Regions from separate parts of the Homo sapiens genome. Here all the other regions are linked to region 3. Evidence: chromatin loops called from intact Hi-C (ENCODE). Cell type or tissue: PC-3. All regions are shown on one strand.

What was found. Peaks named below come from ENCODE experiments on the same cell type or tissue, not always from the same donor. Only the 100,000 strongest peaks of a DNase experiment are listed, where the experiment ranks them.
Region 1: it touches region 3 in a loop (5-fold over the local background); 4 of 110 quality-filtered maps call a loop at or near these places.
Region 2: it touches region 3 in a loop (12-fold over the local background); 6 of 110 quality-filtered maps call a loop at or near these places.

What each region holds. Positions count from the first base shown.
Region 1 is chr2:58,042,142-58,050,141 of GRCh38, forward strand. It overlaps VRK2 (VRK serine/threonine kinase 2), which reads left to right and starts at 4,665. Exons shown (of 13, transcript NM_006296.7): 1 at 4,665-4,727; 2 at 6,686-6,826. The coding sequence starts at 6,691. It overlaps LOC107984043 (formin-2-like), which reads right to left and starts at 5,092. Exons shown (of 3, transcript NR_171623.1): 1 at 4,383-5,092. RefSeq lists enhancers at 3,933-4,488, 4,378-4,497, 4,489-5,044 and a silencer at 4,648-4,917. In PC-3, no CTCF peak of the experiment used is centred here; DNase peaks (open chromatin) are centred at 580, 4,520 and 4,960; H3K4me3 peaks cover 4,751 bases; H3K27ac peaks cover 3,978 bases.
Region 2 is chr2:58,568,094-58,576,093 of GRCh38, forward strand. All of the region lies in intron 1 of LINC01122 (long intergenic non-protein coding RNA 1122), which reads left to right. Among named protein-coding and RNA genes, the nearest start is that of LINC01122, 51 kb to the left of the region's middle. RefSeq lists an enhancer at 4,501-5,379. In PC-3, a CTCF peak has its summit at 3,334 (motif pointing right); DNase peaks (open chromatin) are centred at 1,948 and 3,328; H3K27ac peaks cover 257 bases.
Region 3 is chr2:57,756,975-57,764,974 of GRCh38, forward strand. It overlaps the pseudogene ACTG1P22. Among named protein-coding and RNA genes, the nearest start is that of VRK2, 290 kb to the right of the region's middle. RefSeq lists an enhancer at 2,920-3,214 and a silencer at 4,486-4,686. In PC-3, a CTCF peak has its summit at 3,021 (motif pointing right); a DNase peak (open chromatin) is centred at 3,097; H3K4me3 peaks cover 511 bases; H3K27ac peaks cover 588 bases.

The sequences.
Region 1 (8,000 bases), 290 kb after region 3:
TACATGACATATTGATATGACATTTTAAATTATTTTTAATATTCTAATTCTTCATTTATATAGACAATGAAGAATTATGTCATTTGGATGATTAAGTTTATACTTTGTAATGATCTTATATGTAAAGAATGCAGAGGACATAGATACTTGGTCTGATTGTTTATCTAATGGGCTTGGAATTCCATTTACCTGAATTCTATTATTTTCAAAATTATTAATTTCAAAATTTCTATGTCAGGAACTGCTTAGCTGTTTAGAGATTGTAAGTTTATGAGTGCAAATGGCCTCCTGATTTTTACAGAACAAAAATACTAGCTCTTCTTTGGCAGGCAAAACACGTTCACTGATATGATCTCCTTATCTCACTTTAAATAACAAAAATTGGCTTTTTCTGAATGTTTTGTCTATGCATCATCTTTAACATTTTAATTGATTTGAAATGATCTTGGCCTTGTAAAGTATGCTTACTAAATGGTTGGGTTTTTCTTTTTCTTTTTAACCAGTGTAAGCATTTTATAGCACCCAGTTCTTTGAAAAGCAGAACGCATGCCATACCTACAAGTTGGCATACAGCCAAGAAAGTCCTTTTGTGTGCGTGTATTTGTGGTGAATCATTCATAGCCTGTAAGATCTATCAAAATAGCTTTGTTTGAAAACCTAGTTTTCCCCATATTTTTTTTCTGATGACTCACACTTCACTGCTTTCATGTCTAGATTCTCTTTTCTTTCTTGTTTCTCATCATGTTCATTCAGAAGATGTTCTTTCACTAGTTCCAAAATTTGTATTTCTATATTCTGTCAGTTTTCATCTTGAAACATACACACAGCAATATGCTCTGAATCATAAAATTCTGCATTAAATCCCAACACTTAAAAAAAACACATATTCTCAATATAGGTTTACCTGCTCCTGTTGCCATTTTTATTTAGTACAAATTTATTAACATTTAAAAATCATTGGCACTTATGAAACTTGAAACTTTATTTTACTGTTAGGAAGATTTTGGCTGCAAGAAATATAAAAACCAATGCTAAGTGGTTTAAATCATAAGAACACTTAACACTTCATGGATGAATATGAAAATATGGTGGTTCAGGATTAGTTGAATTAGTAGTTCAATAATGGCCTCAAAGACTCAGGATCTTCCTATCTTTCTCTTTTGCCATTCTTTTAAATCGATTTTATTAAGGCATAATTTATATATAATTCAATTTTAAGTGTATAACTAGAGGAATTTTGACAAATGTATAATAATGTATCTATTACCACAGTAAAGAAATTTAACATTTGCAACGTTTCAGCTCCTTGCAGTCAATCCCAGCTCTTCGATTTCGAATAAATTATTATATTATATATACTCCTTTGTGTCTTCTTTTACATAGCATTGTGTTTTTGATATTCATCCAGCTTGTTGACTGTATTGGTGCTTTGCTCCTTTTTATTGCTGAGTGATAGTTCATTGTATAGTAGATATAGTATAATTTGCTTATTCATTCACCAGTTGATGGAAATTTATTTCCAGTTTTGGCTATCACATATGAAGCTGCTCTAAAGATTCCCCTACAAGTCTTTGTGTGGATACAGGTTTAGATTTATCTTGGGTAAATATGCGAATGCTGGGTTGTATGTTAATTATATGTTTGACACTATAAGAACCTGCCAAACTGTTTTCCAGAGTGGCTGTACCATCAACAGCAATATAAGAGAGTTCCAAGTTGTTCCAAATCCTTGGTAACTTATTAGTATTTTTTGAAAAGCAAAAGTTTTTCATTTTGATGAAGTTAAATTGTCAATTTCTTCTTTTAGGTTTCCAGCTTTTAAATTTTTTATACTTTATAAGTGCACACATTTAAAGATTATATAGAGTTTCTGCTAGGTTTTCTCTAAAAAGTTTGAGATTTAGATCTTGTATTTAGATTTAGCTGTATGATCAGTTTCAAGTAAATTTTTACATGGGGTGTGAATTAAGGGTTGAGGTTTCTTTCTTTCTTCTTTTTTTTGTATATATGGATGTCTAGCTGTTCTAACATTTGTTGAATATTCTGCCATTCCTGGGGCTTTAGATTAGTACTTTTTCCCATCTTTGTGGTCACACGATGACTGCAGCCATTTTAACCATCACATCAGAGACTATCTCTTCCAAGAATGTGTCCAGCAAACTTCTTTTCACCTCGTTACCTAGACTCAGCACATGCTTATTTTGTACTGTCTAAACCAATCATGGGAATTGGAATGGGGCCAGCATGGTTCATTTATTCATTGAAGAAGGAAATGGTTGCCCATATCCTTTCTAGGGGTTGGGGATACAGTAGTGACGAAAACAGGCAAAAATGTTGCCTGACCTCATGAAACATACAATTTACTGAAAAAGATTGTCTTTTGTCAAAATAAATAATAAACTGTATAATATATTGCTGTATAGCAGTAGGTACTGGGAAAAATACAGGGAAAGAGGCTACGAAATATTGTGGGTGAGCTGAAATTTCAGATAGGATGTTTAGGAAAGGTCTCACTGAACTGACTTTTAAATAAAGACCTGAAGGAAGTGATGGAGCAGTCTATACGGATACCAGGTTGGAGAGTGGTCCAGGTGGCAGTAAATGCGAAAAGTTCTTGAGAACAGCAGGCCACTGTGGTTGAAGAGAGTAATAGGACATTGGGGAGTGGGAGTGCATAATAGGTAGATCAGTGTTCTTTTCAACGACTGGCAATTTTGGCAAAATTTCGTCATGTTGGGGGATATTTTGGTTGTTAACTTGTGTGGGAGGGAGTGCTGAGGAGACCAGGGATACTGCTAAATATCCTACAATGCACAGGACAGCCTATCTCTCAATCCTCCTCCTTCTCCCAAACCCCCAACAAAGAATTATCCAGGCTGACTGTCAATAGTGCCCAGGTTGAGAAATGCTGTTTAAAGTCATAGCGAAGACTGGCTAATTGTGAGTAAATTGGAATAACACTGAATTGTTTTAAGCTCAGTAATTATTTAAGCGTTAAGGATCATGTGGCTGCTTGCTGTGAACAGACTAAAGGGATAAGAGGGTATAAAACATTTAGGAGGGTAATACAATTACCTAGAGAAAAAATATGGTTTGGGCCAGAATGCAGGTAAGGGTGCTAAGTGATAGATGCTGGATGTATTTTGAAGGTTGAGCCAACAGGATTTACTAACACTGGATACATGCCTGTAGGGAGAGGAACCACCTACAAGTAATCTGCTGTGGTTGCTACTGGAGTTGTTTCTTCTCAAAAGGGAGCCGGGGAAGTGGTGGAAAGCTAAACAAATTTGGAAAGGAGGAAAGAGTACCCAATATGGATATTAGGATTATTATGCATCTGTTACATAAATATCTGTAATTATGCATCTGTTATATAAATATCTTAAGAAAATAAGAAAGGACACTGTTGGACCAGTGAATGACTAAGGGCACAATTATTCTATGGACTGTTTCTTTAAAAATACTTTTTTGTTTGTTTTTAGAAACGTCTTCTCATGCCATCTTTCATTTTGGTGACAGTCTGAAAGATGTAGGGAGCCCCAATTCCTTATTCTATCAAAGTCATTAAAGGGCTCTAATTTTCCTTTCAGTATTTGTATCCCAACCAATTATTGGTGGTTACTATGTAGAATGCTGACGTATTAATAATCTTTGTCTAAGCATTTGTTTGGTTTAGTCTAAAATATAAGCTTACTATGAGTCTTTTTTTTCTTTCCTTCGAGACTGAGTTTCCCTCTTGCTGCCCAGGCTGGGGTGCAGTGGCGCGCTCTCTGCTCACTGCAATCTCTGCTTCCTGGGTTCAAGCGCTTCTCCTACCTCAGCCTGCCGAGTAGCTGGGATTACAGGCGTCCGCCACCACGCCTGGCTAATTTTTTGTATTTTTAGTAGAGATAGGGTTTCACCATGTTGGCCAGGCTGGTCTCAAACTCCTGACCTCAGATGATCCACCCGCCTCGGCCTCCCAACGTGCTGGGAGTACAGGCGTGAGCCACCGCACCTGGCCACTATGAGTCTTTATGTATTAGAAAACTGCTTAATAAAGTCCTCACCTTATTGTCATAATCTTATAACCAATAACCTTATAATCTAACAACAAGGGTTATTTCCATTTCACAGACAAAAAAACCTGAAGTTTGTTAATTACGGTGTTAAATTATCCTACGATTAATGGCAGAAATAGGTCCTGAACCAATATGCCTTTGAGAACTTAAACGCGGTGAGTTACATACAGGCCCTCCTAACTGGAGTCTTCGCTAGTACCAATAGTTAGTTGCTCGGCGAGAGCTCGGTAAGGACTAGCCATTTGGAAGCTCGTAGTACTCAGGTTGTGGTACAGGAGATCTAACACTCCTACACAAATGCATGTCGTGCTTATTTCGTACCAAACTGGTCTGGCGGCGGTTCTTCGTCCAGACGCTGGCGGGCCAGGGTGGAGGTAGTAACACAGCTCCCATTCCCCATGTAGCCGCGCCCTCTCCTTCCCCTGGGCGTCTCCGGGGCGTGGACAGGCCGCTGAAAGGAACCGGCTGCGGCCTGTGTGAGGCTCCGCGGGCCGCTGCACTGCGAGGCCGACGCAGCTGGAGAGAAGTTAGGCAGGTCCTAGGGAGGGCAGGCTCGAGTGCTGGGCCCGCCTCCCCGCGGGACTGTAGGCCCGGGGGCTCCGCCTCGTCGCAGCGGCAGGTAGGAGGCGGTGCGCGCGGCCCGGCGACGGGGGATCCTGAGGCCCGGTCAGTCTCTTGCTCTGGGGTCTTGGGTGGCGGGCGGCACCTCCGCTTGCAGTGCCGGAGCCGCGGCCCCGCTCGGAAAAGGGCTGCCGTCGGAGTTAGATGCCGGGGACTCCGGGCCGTCCCAGCCCCCGGGCCTCAGCTCCGGCCCGGGCAGAGTCGCTGCTTCCGCGTTTGGTTCTTTTTTCCCCGCTGGGAGTGAGAACAAGGCGTCCCCTTCTACTCACGTTTGCCAAAAGCGGGTCCGACGTGTTAGCGGAAAAGTGGGTGGAGTTTCTCTTTTTGCCGGTGCAGAGAGAACTTGTGGCGGGAAGTTGGGGCGCGGGGTTGGCCGTAGGTCCCCGGCGTGCTAAGGGCGGACGGACCAGGCGGCTGGGCCGCGCTGCTTCTCGTTACCTTCCGCAGGGTCAGGGGCCGCGGCGGGGTTGGAGGTCAGCCCAGGCACATGTTAACCCCTGGGTACCAGTTTGCTCGGAAACTCGTGTTGAGGACTCATCTTAGCCCTGGGAAGGTACCCAGAAGCCGAAGGGACACCCCTGACAGGGACGGGCCCTGAGAGGCTGTCGTTTCCCTTGGCAGATGAACTCGGGACTCGCCCCCAGGATGTACATTTCGTAGAGTCTCCCTTACCGCCTCAAGCCCTGAGGCCGCTGCCTTGCCCCAAAGTGTATTTATCTTTTTTATAATTATTTAGAATTTATTCCTTAATCAGTAGTTTACACTTTGGAGACTTTAAGTTTTAAATCAGTAAATCTGTAATAGGCACCAGCCTATATAATGTACTGGTCAAGGGAAACCTCCACAAAAACTTTTCCTGCTTTATGATACAATCAATGCTCTAGGCATAGTTCACCATCCAAATTCCCAGCCCTTGTGTGCCTATCAGGAGGAAGGTGAATATTGTTAAAGATACACGCAGCGACTCTACCTGGGACAATACTGCTAAGTAAAAAAGCAGTTAAGTGAAGGAGGAAAAACCCGTTAAAGGAAAAACAGATACTTTCTTTTATGGAAGCTAGGAAGATTATATTAAGAAAACTTTACATTTACGTATATACGTTTTTAATTAACTTTCATGTCAGAAACTCTTAATAGTTTTAAATACTTAGAGGATCATGGTTACCTTCACATTTAAATTATTTTCAGGCATGTATGCTGGCATATGTATTTTCCCCTAAGAAATTTTCTCTTTTAACTCAGAATTTCCCATTGAGAAATTTGCTAACCTATGTACAATTATAATTAGTTGATTAAAGTTGCATGGCTGTGCTGTGGAGATTATGCTTTTGTTGTTGGTGGCACAGTTGTAATCTCTAAGGCAGGACTGTTTTCACTGTGATAAACTGAGAAAGAGGGTAAGAAGACAAAATGCTGAGAATATTTTGGCAGCCCGAGAACTGATGGCCTAGTATTCTGCTAAGTTACATATCCGTGAAAATCCCTGGCTCATTTAACAAATGTTTACTGAGTACCTAGTATCACGGTGGTGAGATGTCCATTGCCATTGTCTGTGTCTTCCCAATCCAATCCTGTGTTCTTTTCTAGTGACTGAAGACCTTCTCACTTTTAACATTTTACATTCTCAGTGACAGCAATATTTCCATGTACATGAAATTTATTTTCTTTCTTCATTGGAAATTGTTAATTTCGTGTTTCTTAAGGTGTGTCCTGCACTGTTAATATGTGCTATAGAACCCCGAAATGAATTTTGGATGAAATTTGGTTAGTTTGCTTCTGTTTTTTTAAAATATCTATACCTCTTAGATCTCAGTATTGTAATGTATGTGAATTTCTAATTTGAATATAATGTGTGGGCTTTTCCAAACTGAATTAACTTTAGAATCCTAATTTCTGGGAACCTGGGAAAGTTCCCTATTGAAGACATTTTGGGAAGTGTATTTTAAGAGTTTTGTTTGTTTGTTTTTCTTTTTACCCATTTATCTCACCCCTTCTGCCAACAGAAGTGATGCCACCAAAAAGAAATGAAAAATACAAACTTCCTATTCCATTTCCAGAAGGCAAGGTTCTGGATGATATGGAAGGCAATCAGTGGGTACTGGGCAAGAAGATTGGCTCTGGAGGATTTGGATTGATATATTTAGGTAAAGTAAAACCTTAAATTAACAATTATTCTTATATCTGTGACTGTAACCGTGATTACTTAGTGGTATTTTAAGAATGGAAATATGGAATTCATATGTGTACTTTATTAAAATTCATGATTGTACTCGATTAAGTAATAATAGAGTACAGTGTCTAGGTTCAAGACATCACTGACCCACTCCTTGTTGTCCATGTTTTTCTGAGTAAATCTTAGAAGTCTTTTTAGAGCATAATTATACAATCTGCCAGACAAAATGCTAACTTTCTTTTTTTTTGAGAGCTTGTTTTCTTAGAAACATGCTTTTTTCAGATGAGAAACCACAACTGTATAGATAAAAACACTTTCTGTTTGTGAATCTTAATCAATATTTAGGCAATACAAGAGTCTAGTCATTTCTTAATTGGGCTCTACTGGAGAATTCATAGATAAAACTTAAGGCATCTATTCTGTGAAATGAATTAACTTCTCTCTCGTGCATCTAGAGTGGTCCCTAGGGATGTGCCATTCTTGGGATAATTGAAAAAATAAACACTCAAAATTATTTTCTGTGATCTGTGGTACAGGTAAGGAACCATGGGCTGGATAGGCCTTTACATTGCATTTAAGCATTTAAAAATTACACTGAACTTTAATGGATCATTGAGTTGGAATGAGGAGGGGATATCCATTAAAAGATTGATTAATAAAATAAGGAAAATAGTAGTGATTTTTAAAAATATACCCTCAAGGATAAATTCTCCTAAATGTACTCACTTGAGACTTGAGATCACATCTATTTCTATAGGAGATTAAGGAGTTGATAAAATACCTCCGTTGAGGGAATCTTGGGTTCTCATCACATATTTCCAGAAAAACATGCTTCATGGATCCTGAAATATAAAAGATCCTCTTCTGATAAAATTAAGATTGTAGTTTTGAATGAATGAATGAATGAAGTTTGGTCAATAAATATCTGCTTATTAAATACTTAAGTGTCTATTCTAGTTGGAAAGACAAGATCAGCACAAAAAATTGTATGAGTCAAGTAAAGGACCCATTTAAAGGGTTTGAACTTGCTTGAAATTGCTTGAAAAAATACTATGGTTATTAAGTGCTAGATTGAATGACATAGTCAACACTGTTCAATAGAAATGTAATACAAGTTACATATGTAGTTTAAAATTTTCTAGGAG
Region 2 (8,000 bases), 810 kb after region 3:
CTTATTTAAAAATATAACATATAACTGTATAGGATTTGTTGAAGATAACTTAGGGTTAATTCATATTATGGCTAGTTTGTATCACATGGTTATTTAGGCAAACTACCTTTATCTCAGATCTTAGGAACTAAGTAAAATCTGACATATTTAATGTTGTGCTTCCATTATGAAATAGTATTTAGATAATTAAATTAAAAAGCAAATTTAAGTTCTTCATCAAGTCAATATTCTAGAGTTGGATCCAGTTGATCTAACTTCAGCTGTTGTCTTTAGACAGCGTGGCTGTCAGTGGTCATGGTCTTAAATGGAATAAAAAGCAATTCCTAATAAGTTGAAATAAGTCATTCCTTTGAACCTGTTATAAACAAATAACAAGACTTTCATCAGATACTTTTCATAAAAATGAGCAACTTTGTTCCAATACTCTTGGAAAATTCCAAAGGAAATATGCACTCCGTCAGATAGAATGTACATTATAGATGGCTTTGCCAACCTTACTGGTTCACAGATGGCAAAGTGTTAATAGAAACTATCATCTCAAGTCAAACTGTAAGGCCTAGTATTTAGTGTTTTAACTCAAGAAATATTTTCAGACTTACTCTGTTATTTATTTTTACTTTTTTCTTAGGGAAACTCAGGAATCATAGTAGTGTTCCTCTTTGCTTTTAATGTGAAGGGAATTTGAGCCCTAATTATGTTCACAGGACTCTCCCAAGATGATAGAGCTGGGCTAAGAACTGAGGAGTCTCAATTTCCAGCTTTGACCTCTGTGCAGCATCTAATATTGGCATGCAACCTCTGGTCATATATTTGTTCCATTAAAGCACTATGCTAACTGATGGGATTCAAAAGATAAGATGAAAAGTGAAATTGTGATAAGTGAACCCGTGGGACAACATGCTGCATTTGTTTTTGGCTTAAATTCTTGACTGTAGGGGAAGGGGCAAAGGGACTCTGATATTTCTAATGACTGCTTACACCTTCTTATCTTTTAAAAACTGTGCTCTCTGCAGTATGTAATAGAGTCTGTTTTTAAAAGACATCTTCTCTTGAGAGAAAACACAGATTCTTCCCAAATCCTCCAAAACCCTTCTCTCAGTGTTTGGTCACTGCTATTAAATAAAAATTTTGTGCAGTCTAAAGAACCGGGCAGATGTTAAAAACCCTTGTGGTCCCCACCAGCTGGGGGGTTCCTCTGTTTGTTATTTCCCGGCTGCTTGGCACGTTCCTGTGACATAAAACAAACCCCCATTATAAAGGATTATATGATGAGTCAACAAGCATGTGAAAGATAGCAACCAAATGGTGACTCCCAATTACATGAAAAATTACTATAATCACCCCTGCTGTAACACCCGTCTGTTGGCAAAGTGGTTGATCCCCTTGAAAAGCATTAAAAAAAGGCCTAGTGTATTAAATAAAAATCTCAGTTCTGTGTGTAATCATAAAAATTAACACTGTCACTTTAAAAAAAAACTAATTAGTGTCCTAAAGGGAAACCTACTAGGCTATGTAAAGTAGCTATTATGAAAATGTTTAGCCTTTTGAATGTATTTCAGACAGCGTTTGTGTTGCCAGATTTGTCAGCCAAAAATTCACTAAGCAGATTTGTCAGGGGCTGAGGCCATAATCTGTAAAACAGACATTGGCATAGAGATTAAAGATCAAGAGAATTATATAGGTTTTGTTACCATATGCCAAGATTTCTTTTTAAAAGTAAGTTTATTTTGTGTGGGCTGTAACCAGAAGCAAGCACTATCTTTGTTTGGTATTTAAAACAGTAGCATTTCCTGCCGAGGAAGGAACAAAACAGTTTCATTCACACACTTGGGGTGCGGTGGTGGTGGTGGTGGGGCGGGGCGGGGAGGGTGTGTGTGTGCAAGATGCTTCTGACATTTCTTCTGTAGTTTCTTTCCTCTCTTTCTACAGTGTAAGCCTCATGTATGAGTCATGGATGAAAAATCAACGACAGAAGAGCCCTTGGGTCCACAGTCACACTTTTCCCGGGGACTGTAGGAGCTGCCTGGGACACCCTCTCCTTTCAGAAGATGTGTCCCTAACTTGGAGGGTGCCCATATTACAGTCAGGCTTCCCATGTCTAGCCACAGATGACATATTCATGTCTATCAGGCTCCTCTTAAAGAATTTTATGCTTAGAAACATCAGTGACCCAAAACGGGCTGGGTGCAGAACTTCTTTGGCAGCTTGGCCACATGGCTCTGAGGAAGTCATGAAATCACTTTGAACAATGCATTCCTTAAATAAGAATGTGAATTAGGTGGTCTCTCAGGACCCTTGGCCTCTAAAGTTGTATGATTCTGTGAAGGTCAGACCTTGCATAAATTCCAGTACAACCCTCTCAGATGCAGCAAGAAAAAGTAGTTTATATTGCCATAATATATGCTGCAAAATTTAATAGAATGATGGACCGCTTCCTGAAAACAGTTGAGCAAAAGCGTTATGCTACAAAAAACTATATATGATGGTTTCCTTAGAACTGTGGTCAGTATTGGGGCAGATTTGGGTAATTACAACAGCCAAACATAGTAATGACATTCTGAGACATTTATACTTTTGAGATGACAGTGGATAAAACTCATTGTAATACTTCATAATTTTAGTAATATTTTAACACAGAAGCCTAGTCCACAGATATCCTGGGACACACACCTATGCACACACACAATTTATTTACCTAGATGGAAAGGAAGTCACATATAATTTGTATGGGAACTTTCAAAGGCGCTTACACTAAAGCTTTTCTAAGCCACTTTTAAATTATATCTTCATTACACAAATGGAATATTGCTCAAAGAACCGCTGACTGAGAGAAGTGGCAAGCAGTCTTCCCAGACTTTATTCAGTATTCACATCCAATCACATGGGTAAACATAAATACATCACAATGCTTATTCAAACACTCACAAGTTATCTATAGAAGACAAACTACCATATATTCTCCGAAACAGATTTTTCTTCCATTTCCCTTTTTCATTTTGCATCTAGTGTATTGACTGAAATTCATCTGGTTTTTTGTTTTTTCTTTTCTTGAAGCAAATTATAGGCCCCTCCTGGCTCCACCTATAATTTTTCACATTTTCTTGAGACAAACTACAACACATTGACACGAAGTTACTGGCAAACAGAAATTCTAGAAAGTATCCAAAAGGGGTTAGGAGTCTGACACTTGGCCTCCTGACCTGAGGGGAAAGTAGATTTCCGTCGAGGCTGCAGTCTTGGGACTTCCGCCTTGAGGAGCCAATCTTGGCCCTCATGTTCCGGATAGCAGGAAAGGAAGGGATATACCTGCGAGTGGTTTTTGTGCTAGTACAGACACTAGGGGGTGTCCAAGGACCAAATGTATTCCTCCTTCCCTTCAGCCTTGTCTTAGGTCCAGCTAACTTAAAAAGTGCAGGAGCTAAGGGAAAATCCATCCAATTAATTCCTGTCTTGTGCCGAAATAAATAATGTGGGGTCAGTTTCATCATCAGGCCCCGATTCCCTTGGATCTCTGGCAGCCTTTGTAATCTCAGGGTTCAGAGCTGGCACCATCCCGTATTTAAGCTACAGGTGATGAGAATGAGGTGCTCTGTTATCAAATGCTTTTTACTTCTGTGTGTGTCAGAATTTACTTGTTGTTGAAAAGAGGTCACCAATTTTCCTTTTCTTTAGTGTTTCAGTTTAGGTCTGTTCACACTAAACTATGAAGGGCGGGGGGGAATTGTAAGAAGGCAGATTTCTGCCTTCTCATTCTTGTGGGGTCCCATTTGCTTTTTATTGTGGATTATTTGTTAATTATTACTTATTAGAAAACATTGGCCCTTGCTACTGTAGACATCTTCAGGCCTTTGGGCATGGGTCTCTTTATGAATACCTATTACTTCTTAATTATGATGGTTTAATAAGATACGTCTTTCATTTTCATCTCCTATCTCTCTTCCCCTATGATTCTTCTCCTTTTGCTATTGGTCCCTGAGGGCATGTTACTGGCTCCTTTTTCTTTATTGCTCCCATCTTCCCTTTGCCCCTCCTGGTAAATTAAAAAAATAAATAGAATGCATTTTAAGGATGACAACAGTAATAATAAAGCCAGGAATTGCTTTCCAGCTAAATGCACTGATTGGAAGTCCTATTGAAAATAGCATAAACCTAATTGAAGTAGTCAACCCCTCCCATATAGGTCATGCTATGCTCTATTAAAATGAAGGTAAAACAAAGCTTGTGACATTTCTGCATTTCCCAGACTGACTTTTCCTAAGACATATCGATAGTATTGACAATAGTATTGCATTGTGCTCCCTAGTGACCCAGCCTGTCATCTTGTGGTCCTGGATAATTCTTTCTTAATGAAACCTTATTGTGTCCTTTACCTATAACAATCAACAGAAAAATAATTATGTTTCAACATATAGAAATAAAAAATTTGAAATAAATCAAAATTGTAGCAATTAACTAACCAGTAACACTGATCATTTGGATAATGTGGATGTTCAGTACCCGCCAATTGTGGCCTGTTAAAGATGCAAATACGTTTTCTAAATTTATGAAAATACACAAGTTGCTAAAGAAATGTCTGATGTGAAATTATCAGGAGAGTTGGGATTATATATAAGGAGTTATTATTTGATTTCATTTTGAATAATTTAAGTAGTCTGTCTTCAAGAGTCATTATTTGGTCCTAAGCTTTATTACTGAAGTTTCTTATATTCCATGGAACTGACTATCAGATTTGATGGCAAAGCACTAGCAGCTGGGAAACTGCTCTTTCTCTCCCCTCTCATTTCCCAAACAATGTTTGCACTGATTAATACTATGCAACAAGACATGACGCAGAGATTGTGTTGGCATTGTGTTCTGATGACCCCACACATTGTGTGCGCTCTGTGGTTCCTTTTGCTGTTCATAGTTATATGGGTTTATCAGAAATTACATGTCAGGCTCCCGATGAGTGTAATTGTATACTGATTGTGTATAGTTTTTTAAACCTCATTATTAGCCTTGTATGCAAACCAAATAAAAGGAAAGTTTAAAAAAGGAGAAAGAAAATAGCCTCCACTGGACGTCATGTCAGAGCCCAGGTGTTTGAGCCTGGATGCAGGGGGGAAACAAAATGTTCTCTCAGGGACATCTGCAGCAGCCATGTGCTTGAAAAAGGCCCTAATGAGTGGAGGGGGAAGGAAAGAAGTGGTTAGGGCATGGGGGGAGAGCTCCTGGCTTTGCTTTCTTCTAACTCTGTTCTCCTTGCATGCACGATTCATTTAATAACAAGGCAGGGAGGACACTGAGGGATGCAGTGTGTGTGTCCTCGTTCATTTTAACTTTCATTAATTGGTGCCCCCATGGCAATTTCTCTGAGTTCTGACCCTCTACTTAGAATCACTCTTTTTTTTTTTTTTTTTTTTTTTTTTTGAGACGGAGTTTCGCTCTGTCGCCCAGGCTGGAGTGCAGTGGCGCGATCTCGACTCACTGCAAGCTCCGCCTCCCGGGTTCACGCCATTCTCCTGCCTCAGCCTCCCGTGTAGCTGGAACTACAGGCGCGCGCCACCATGCCCGGCTAAATTTTTGTATTTTTTTAGTAGAGACGGGGTTTCACCGTGTTAGCCAGGATGGTCTCGATCTCCTGACCTCGTGATCCGCCCGTCTCGGCCTCCCAAAGTGCTGGGATTACAGGCGTGAGCCACCGCGCCCGGCCGAATCACTCTTTTAATGGAAAAACAAAAACAAAAACACCTCAACTATGCAGCTACAAACTCGGGGAAAATAGGCACAGGAAGAGTGATGAAATGAACAGTGCTTTCTTTCTCTTCCCAGGGCTCTGCCCTTCCACCCATTTACACCTGAGCAATTTATTGGACATTTCCAAGACAGTTATTATCCAGGATGTGCATACTTTGGACTCACAAGCAGGAAGCTCAGCAGGGAATGTTGAAGTATTACATACCAAGGACGAGGGACATTAGAATTAGACTCATCTCTAATGTGGAAAGTACTTAGTTCTCTTTTAAAAACCTTTAATCAGTATACAGTGGTTCAGTACACAGATGTTAGCACCAGTGTGAGGGCTCTCTAATTGTAATTTAAGTTATCCCTGCCTTAGGGCTCCCAATCAAATTATTAGACTGTTACAGTGAATCTGTGGCTCTTGGTTGCACCTTGCAAGGGGGTGTTTTCTGGAATGACGAGAAACAGTGGTTTCTCCTGGGAAGCAAATGTACCATTATGGACTTATTAGGTCCTTGATTAGATCCACAGCTGATAAGTGAGTAGATATTTCAAGAGAAAATATTGCAGTTTATTTCAATCTGCCTTACTCAGCCCATTGGGTTGTGGAAAAGAAAGTAAATGAAATAGAACTAAAGGAAACGTACGTGCAATTTTTTAAAAAAGTGGTTGTAAAATTTATTAATCAATCCTTATACATTGCTACTAGCTCTTTATGCATTAAAGGTTAATGCTTTTAAAATGTGTCTGTTTGTTTGGTGTTTCTTCTCAATCCCTAAACTTGCTTTCTATTGAAAATTTTCTGACTGGACTGCTAAGACTCAAAGAGTTAAATATTCAGAGCGACAATTAATTAATTAAACGGTCCTAGAAAGTAACCTCTCAAGTTTCCTTCCTGAAATTCATGTTGATCTGATTTGCTTTAATAAGTGACTTGCTATTGAACTAGTTTTATGTACTTTAATTTGAAGATAATTACAATACTATAATTCACATTTCAGATGCACATTAACTTTTCAAAAGATATCAAGCTAGATACCTCTACCTAGCATTGTGTTTATTTTTTAGTATAGTGTAACCTGAAGAATAATTATCTGGTTGTAGTAATATCTTTTAAGTTCTTTCTATTACTACGCATTTATTTGATTTTAATTGTAGAACCATTGGTCATATTGAGTTCATTTCCTGTTCATGTTGATTTCATGAATCTCTCCATTAGTATTCAATTGCACAGTAATTAGTCATTAGTTCACCGTGATGTCTTCAAGCATGTGTACACTTACATTCTCATTTTCCACTCAGTTTCTACAGTCATATTTGAATTTTCTATTTCTTAAGGAAACGAAGGCCATGATAAGGAAGACAAAAATGCTAGATGATGACTTGATTAAACATTTTGCCAAAAGGCCCCTAGTCGAGGCATGCAAAAGCTGGATACATTGAAAATGAAGTAAGTGGCAGCTGCCTAGCCATAATACTGAAGTCATTGAGATGTCAAAGCCTGGGATCTGAAGCATTTGTGATCAGAGGCCAGATAGAAGCTATTTAGTGAAACTTTAGCATGATGTTTGACCTCTGTGTACACCTGGCTAATTCTGATTAGAGCATCTTCAATTTCTGAAGAAAGGTGAAATTCCCAACTTGTTACTAAGCTCCAATAATGTATTAAATGTTACAATTTTAACTAACTGTTCGGCTTTACAGATCTATTTTTCTTTATAAGAGAAAGTGTTTTTCAAAAAAAATGTTGTCAATGGATTAATTAATTCCAAATTTGCTGTGTTTTTAGTTCACATTTTATCTGAGGTATTCGTTTAGCTCCCACGAAAAGTAAATATGTCATCTGTCATAGTCTGTCACAAGCTCCCAATTTAAATCCATTAGAAAACTGTTCTTGCTTTTTATTTGAGCTGGCTTCACATTGTTGTCCTAATTAAATTGGAATCTTATATCATTTAAATGTTAGACTTGAGAATGAAATTATTTCTGTTGAGGTGATAATGGCAGTCCTCTTGGCAGAGCTCAAAAACACTGCTTTCAGACTAGTTGAGTCAATGTTCTAGTTGCCATACCTGCTTCATATAGGTTTCCATTTGCATTTCTTCCCTAAATGAAATGAGAGACCCCAAGTTGAATAGTCTCTTTCCAAATAGATCAGTTCTGCAATATCTATAACTGTGCCCTATTTTTGGTTTTTTTTTGTTAGTCCAATTAGTACTTTAATTTTTATAACTTGTTTAAACAAAAATACTTTGCACCGTAGTGTGTATAATGCTTCT
Region 3 (8,000 bases):
ATGTCTGCTTTTATCCTTAACTATGGAATCAGTTTTTAGATATTATGAAATAGCTTATCCAGCACTGGTTTCAACAGCAATTACTTAACACATATGTCTTGAATATTATATGAACAAGTATTCATTTAGTGCCTATTACTATGTGTCTGGACACATATATTATAGTCCTCATATCCAGTCCAGTCAACCCCTGAATGAGCACCCTGAAGCGGTTCCCTTCAGAAACTTCCATATTTCTGGAGATTGCTTCACCTCAACAAGCAAGATATATATGGGTTATTTCTTTGCCACAACAGAAGGTAAACAAAGTACTAACACCTTGTATCTCTGCTCTTATTATTCATTGGCCTTTTCTTGGAGATAATTTCCATCCATGTTTCCACTGAAAATATTTTGTGCACCAAATAATTGAAAGTGTCTATGGTGATATGACAGTGGGTTCCAATATTATAAAGTGGGCATTATATCTCTTCATAAACAGTGTTAAATGTGATGTCTACTTTGATAAGACATCCACAATGAACATTACCCAGCATGATGGTTAAGAGTCTGGGCTGTGGAATCAGAGATCCAGATTTGAAGAACTACTGCCCTTTACTGATGGTTTGATTTAGGACTAGTTACAAATCTATCCTTGGATGCCAACTAAACATGGGATCAGAATGACCAGTATATAAAGCAGCTTTAAAGAATCAATGTATTGATACCACATAGCTACCATCAATCAATCAATCCCTGCAAAGCACTTAGCAATATGTGGTACAAAATGATCAATTAATAAGTGGTGGTTATAATTCTTTTTAAAGAGATTTTTAGCCCAACAAAGTATAGCTCACACATATGGACTGCTGAAGCACACATACACACACACACACACACACACACACACACAAGTAAGAAAAGTAGCTAAATCCAGAGAGCTGTCTGGAAACATTGAGTTCTTAATCACAAGCTGCTGAGTTGCCCAGTCTTAGAGACAACCAGAAATCCTTTTGTTGGTTTTTAAAAGACAAAATAGCCCTATGAGAGATACGGAGAGGGTGCATTCTCCTGCAGAGTGGGCTGCTGAGTAAAGATGGCATCCATGATTGGCTTAAAGTATATCTCCTACAGGACTCATAGCGACAGCTTTCATTTTCTTCTATCTTTCCTTTTAATTCTTTTCCTTGCCTGATTTGCTCTTTCTCCCTCTAGCACTAGCCCTAATCAATGCAGCAGGTCAGGTTGAAAGAATGGACAGCTTCTGCGCCACATACATTTAAGCCATTTTAATGCAAATATTGATCGTAGGAGCATAGACACAGGCCGGGCTGCATTTTTTTAATGGACATGCTTTTTTTCTGGGGCTGTGCTACCCATGATAAAATACATCACCATAGATCAGTATTCCACCATCTTTCTATGCATAGGAATGCATAAGCAAATCCAAAAGGTGGGCCAGATTCAATGCCAAGCTTGTGAGCCTCCAAAGCAGGTACTTCAGTAGTCTACTGGACCACATTTGTTTAACCACTTACACTTCCCTCCTCCTGCTTTCTAGATGAGTTATTTTGGTGCGCACAGAGACAGACTATCAGAATGGATGTGGTACCTTAGGTCACAAGAATAGTTGTACCACAACAAGGTCTGCTATGCTAAGACACTTAATTGCTGTGTACACAAGATTATCAAAGCATTGTATCTGAGAACCACTGTCCGAAACATATTTAGCAACAGAATCTAAGTCTGACTTGAAATTCAAAAGGAGAGATCAAGGACAGGAAGAAATTCTAAGGGCCACTTTGAAATGTGATACTAAAAAGATTTGCTATCCCATCTGTAGGCATTTTTAGGCTGGACTGGAGAGGGAAAAAAAAGAAAAAGAAAAAGAAAACCTGTTTGCACTAAGAAAATTTTCTTGGCCTATTGCCAAGAAAGGAAGTATCACAAACTGGGCACAAATTAACCTAAAACCAAAGAAAGGAGGAAGAAAATAAGTGGACTCAACAGCCTCAAATCACACCAGTTGCTTCAGAGCAATACCGTTGCTTTCAGATGTTTCTCCTTCGATTCTTTTCATAGGGTCTGTGGTTGTTGTTGCTTATTATAACTCTAAAGCCAAATATACTATTACATTTAGTGAGATGTCTGTGGAGATGGAAATGAGACCATCACGATTCTCACTATCATATGCAGTCGTTTTTTACTTCTTTTCCAGAGATCTGCTGGCCCCCACATCTTTATGCAAAGGGGTAAATGCCATCATAAAGAGGGACAAGCAAGATGTGTACACCAGGTGCACAGAATGTTCTCTGTGGGCGGATCAGCCTAAAAGGTGGAGATAACTGGAGGTGAAGAGGAAGCTGAGTGGTATGCAAAGTGGGAGGGAGGCTAGACAGAATGAAGCCTTTGACCTTGGAAGAGCTGCGTACTAGTGAAGTAGAGGGAGGGGGAGGGAGAACGGAATGAGGAATTCCTTGCTGTAATATATTCGGGTAAAAATGGGGCTGTCATCTTGAGCTACAAGTTAGAAAGTTATTACTTTTAATATGCCACTACCTTAGGCCTATACTGTTATGTAAAAGAAAAATAACCTTGTGTGACAGTTTAACATTGATCGATGTGCCTGCCAAATGCAAAGAGATAAATAAGCAGGTGATGAATAAACAGCACTTCAAGTAAAGACATTACGCTGCATGCATAAAACGGCGCCAGGCACCTAGGAGCTGTGGGTGGCCGAAGGTTGGCCATTTCATGCCCACTCAGTAAAGCAGACTTAATCGCTTCCAATATTTTCTGTTAAAAAGCACGCTTAATGAGCCAATTTCACAAGCCCAGAGAAACTGATTATTATCTCTGAGTTCCAAGAGAGTTGGTTGTTTTCCAAGAGCCAGGTTTTTTTTTTTTTTCCTTGATGGGATAAAAAACCTTTTTTAGAAAGAGAGAGAGGGGCGTAGGAGAGAGAGCAAGAGAGAAAGGGAGAGAGGGGGAGTGAGGGAACGACCGAGCCAGCAAGAGGGCACTGAGAGCCAGCTGGCAGGGGAGAGATGGCCACTAGATGGCAGTGTTACCCCGCCGTCGGCACCCGGCCCGGGCTGGGAACTGGACAGGACCATTTGGCGGAAACGTGGCATGGTGAATAACGCTGAGAGCTGTGCCTCGAGAGTTCAGACCCGACCCTCCGCCCTCCTCGGGCCTTTTGTCCACAATTTTTCCATCCTCCAGCCCATACAAGGCGAGGAGACAAAAGGGGCAGTCCCCGAATGGCCTCCCTCTGAGAGCCCAGGGCTCTGATTCTTCTATGCAGCCTTCTTTCACAAAGTACAGGGGTCCCTTCGTCCGATTAGACTGAGTTCTTCCTGAATTTTTTTCTTTTTCTTCTTTTTCTTTTTATTTTTTTACCCTGGGAGGCTTGCAATCTCTGCATCCCTCACAGGACTAAGCATCTGCTTCTGAAGGCATGGAAAATTCCAACAGGATAAACCTATCTCGTTTTTCACCATGTATTTACTTTAGGGCAGGTTATTTTCTTCTTGCCTCTTATTTTGCACACTTTTTTTTTTCACTTTCAGTAAAAAGTGTGAACAAAAGGAATTTACCCCCATAGGAAAAGATTGGGAGTAGGGAAAGGGAGAGAGCACCCCTTAGGAAGCCAGCTGTCCTTCAAAGAGTTTCATTATGTATCTTCCTCCAGCTACACCGCAATGTGGTGAACGCCACAGAAACACAGGGTTATTGTCACCAACTGCAGTTATTCAATTGCCACTAGGAGAGAGGACCCAGCAAGGAGACCTCAGCATATAATTAACTCGGATATTTTTTAAAAATTGAAATGAACTGTTGTTAGGTTCTAAATTGAGATGCAAGTTAATTATTTATGAATATTCATAGAAAACTTGAACAATTTCCAAACTTGGCCTTTAGTTTCTCATCAGTTAACCAAATAGTTGATGTGTATTTTTTCTGTAAGATAATTTTCTCTTAATGTGCACTGGAACTACCAACTTCATTAAGATTTTTGAGATTCATTTTGCCTTGTGATGAATCAAAAGGGAATGGACTTAGTAACAGAGAAAATAAAATGTTCATCTCTTATCTTTTACTTATACATAAGAGAAGAATGAAATGACACTCAGCAAAAATTAGTCAGTTATGGTAACAAAAAAAACTGGCATATTTGAGGAACATTCAGAAGAAGCAGATCAATGTTCTGTATGTGTATAGGGGGAAAAGGAGGAAGGGTAGGGAGTGTTTGGGGAGTGGAAGGTGGCCATAGATATGAAACCACCGAAAGAAGGAAGGTACCCAACTCCCAGGAACTTATTCCAGGTAATCATGTACCTGTGATGGGTTCAGGATATGCTTCTCCCAAATATGGCACCTTGGCATTTGAAAAACAAGAAGCAGGACAGTCGCCCTTACTTTCTTCTCACCTTTCTCCCTTAGAGCAGGTCATAAAGCCTAGGAAGGTTGCTCTCTAACCTTCTCCCACACTTCTCTGAAGCAGAGCATAAGAACCTAATTCCAAAAGTATCCTCCCTTGATCTGGAGGAAAGGAACATTCTTATTCCTGGAGACAGAGGGACACAAAGAAGGATCAGAGCAAACAGGCCTTGCTAAGCTCCCCCCAGTTTATTGCCATTAGATCACATTCCCTTCGTCTTTGCATACTTCCTCATAACTGTTCACTCTTCATCAAACCTAAGCATACAAATTTACAAGTTTACCTGTTTCTCTGGGCATTTTCCTTATGAAGGCTCCCATGTCACACAAAACTTATATTAAGCAAGTTTGTATGCTTGTATCTCATTAATCAATCTTTGGTGTAGAAGCCTCAGCCATGAAAATAAGTTTCTTCTGCCCTAAAGTGGCCACTATTCTCACTCACTCAGAACAGAAAGCTCCTGTATGTCCACAAGTTCTAGTGGACTGGGGCCCAGTCCACTCTACACATTTACACCTCTTCCATGCCCCTGCCACAAAGCCAGCTACTGAACTGGAAAAACTCATCTCTGCTGAAATAGTAACCAACCGCCACACTGGATTTTCAATTGACTGCAGCACTTCATCCCTAAAGAACAGCCAGCTATTCATTAGGGCCTCTCAAAAGGAAAGTTAAAATTAAGGACACACTGGATACCTCAGTTACGTCTGCCATTAAAGACAAAATGCAGCAAAACAAAATACTAGGATTAAAAGGACATTTCACGGATGCAATTAACTGACAAAAAACCATCCCATTACATGCCAGGGACTGCACTGGACACTGCAGGCAGAGTGCTAAGGATCATGTGTTGCCCTCAAGTATCTCACTGGCTGGTGGCTTTCACATGGCAATAGAACAGAGAAGCACATGGTGCCCAGAAGCTTGTCCCCACCCTGACCTGTGGGAGGTCCTGAAGGCTCTTATTTATTTATTTTATTATTATTATTTTTTGAGATGGATTCTCACTCTGTCACCCAGGCTGGAGTGCAGTGGCATGATCTCGGCTCGCTGCAACCTCCACCTCCCAGGTTCAAGCAATTCTCCTGCCTCGGCCTCCCAAGTAGCTGGGACTATAGGCGCATGCCACCACGCACAACTCATTTTTTGTGTTTCAGTAGAAACGGGGTTTCACCATGTTGCCCAGGTTGGTCATGAACTCCTGAGCTCAGGCAGTCCGCCCGCCTCGGCCTCCCAAAGTGCTGGGATTATAGGCGTAAGCCACCACGCCCTACCCCTGAAGTCTTTTTGAATTCGGAGAAAATTGGGGGAGGGTAACTTAGTGTCCTAGGGCTGCCTTTAAAAATCACCACATACTGGTTGGCTTTAAACAAAAACAATTTATTATTTCACAGTTCTGGAGGTTGTATGTCTGAAATCAAAGTGTTGGCAGAGTTGGCTCTTTCTCCAGGCTCTGAGAGAATCTACCGCACGCGTCTCTCCTAGCTTCTGGTAGTTGCTGGTGATCCTTGGCATTCCTCAGCTTGTGCATACCTTACTCCAGTCTCTGCATCTGCCTTCACTTGGCCTTCTCCCCTGTGTGTCAGGGTCTCTGTGTCTCTTTTCCTTTTCTTATAAGGCACCAGTGATACTGCATTTAGGGCCCACCCTAATCCAGCATGATTTCCTATTAACTAATTACAGCTGCAAAGTGTTCAATGAATGACTGGATAAACTGTGAGACCTATATATGTATGAATGTAAACACACACATGCATATACACAATGGAATATTATTTAGCCTTTAAAAAGAAAAGGATGCCATTTGCAACAACATCGATGAACCTGGAGGACATTACGCTAAGTGAAATAATTCAAACACAGAAAGACAAATACTACATGATATCACATGTGGAATTTTTTTTTAAGTTGAGTACATAGAAACAGAGAGAAGAACAGAATGGGTGGTTACCAGAAGCAAAGAGCAAGAAGAAAGTGGGAGAAGTAGCTCAAAGGGTACAAAGTTGCAATGATGTCGGAGAAGTCTAGAGATCTAATGGATAGGATAAGGACTAGAGTTAATAATCTTGTATTTCGTGCTGTAAACTTGCTAAGAGAGATTTTAGGTAGTTTACCTTACACACACAAAAAAGGAATTATTTGAGGTGATGGATATGTTCATTTGCTTGACTGTGATAATCATTCCACTATGTGTATCAAAATATCCTGTTGCACTCCTTAAATATGTGCAATTTTAAAAAGACTTACTTCCTAATGAGGTAACATTCTGAGGTGCCTAATATACATGAATTCGGGAAAGACACTTATTAACCCAGTTTAGGGACATTTCAAGCAAGGATACCAGATGACTGAAAATATCCTAAGAACTTCAGGTGGTTCCTTGCAGTTACAGGGTAATATGCAAGGGAAATGAGGAGAAAGAGTTGGAAAGAGGCTAAAACAAATCAAAAAGTTCCTCTTGTTAGGTATTAAAGACTTCAGATTTTCCACTGAAAGGTGGTAAGAAAAAAATAAGTGGGTTTTAAGCAGGTAAGTGTTAGAAACACCACTACCACTCTGGCAGGAGTATAGATATTTGGAAAGAAGGGAAATTAGAAGCAAAGATACCAGTTAGAACACTTTTGCAGTAATGCAAGCAAGATAAGACTTTATAATAACATAGGCCTGTGAGGATGAAACGAGGAAATACATTTGAATTTTAAAAACAAAATTGTAATTGACAGAATTTGAGTGGATAACATTAACAAAACACGTGTTGTTGAAGAATGAACATGATGAAAGCTGATGAGATTCCCAGACTTGACCCAGAAATCTGGCCTGAGCAACAAGGTTGATCATCATGTCATTAAGGAAAGTTGGTAATCCATTTTTAACAGGAAGCTAACTTGAATATATTGGAAATTGGTGTGTGTGTATATGTGTGTAAGTTGTGTAAGATTTTGTATAAGAGAGGCTGGGACAGAAATGCAGTTTTGGAGGAAGAAGCCTCAAATTAGATTGAGCTCCCTGAAAAGGTGAGAGTAGCTGTCCAAGATGGAAGAGAGAGCTGGAAGAAGCAGGAGATGGATCTCAGTGCCAGCACTGAAGAGAATTCACAATGGGACTGAGAAATTCAAGGAGGGAATGCAAGGGAAATCTTCACACAGCGACTGAGGCCCCCTCTCCTGACACTTGGCTGTAAAGGGCAATGGAGGCACAGGGCTGGTTGTATTGGGAATATTGGGGGAAAAAAAGAAGGACGCTGTTGAAGAATAGGATGATGTTTTTGTTTCTTTGTTTAAAACGAGAGTGAGTTAATCCTTTTTATGTTACAGATATGAAAAGCCTTCATAGAGGAAGAGGATGAAGGGGCAGCATAAAGAAGGAATAGTCAAGAATGTAAGAGAAGGAAATCAAGAACAGGAGTTGAGCCTTTCTCTATGCCTCTAAAACAAGCCCAGCAGTGGGGCCCTGGTTATCTATCTAAAAGTTGTTGGAAGGAAAGCATAAGATAATGATGTGGCTCACTCGCTGCAAATGGTCTACCCTCCACCTCCCAGCTCCTCCATTGATCTCACTGAAAGAAAAGATTGCTGGC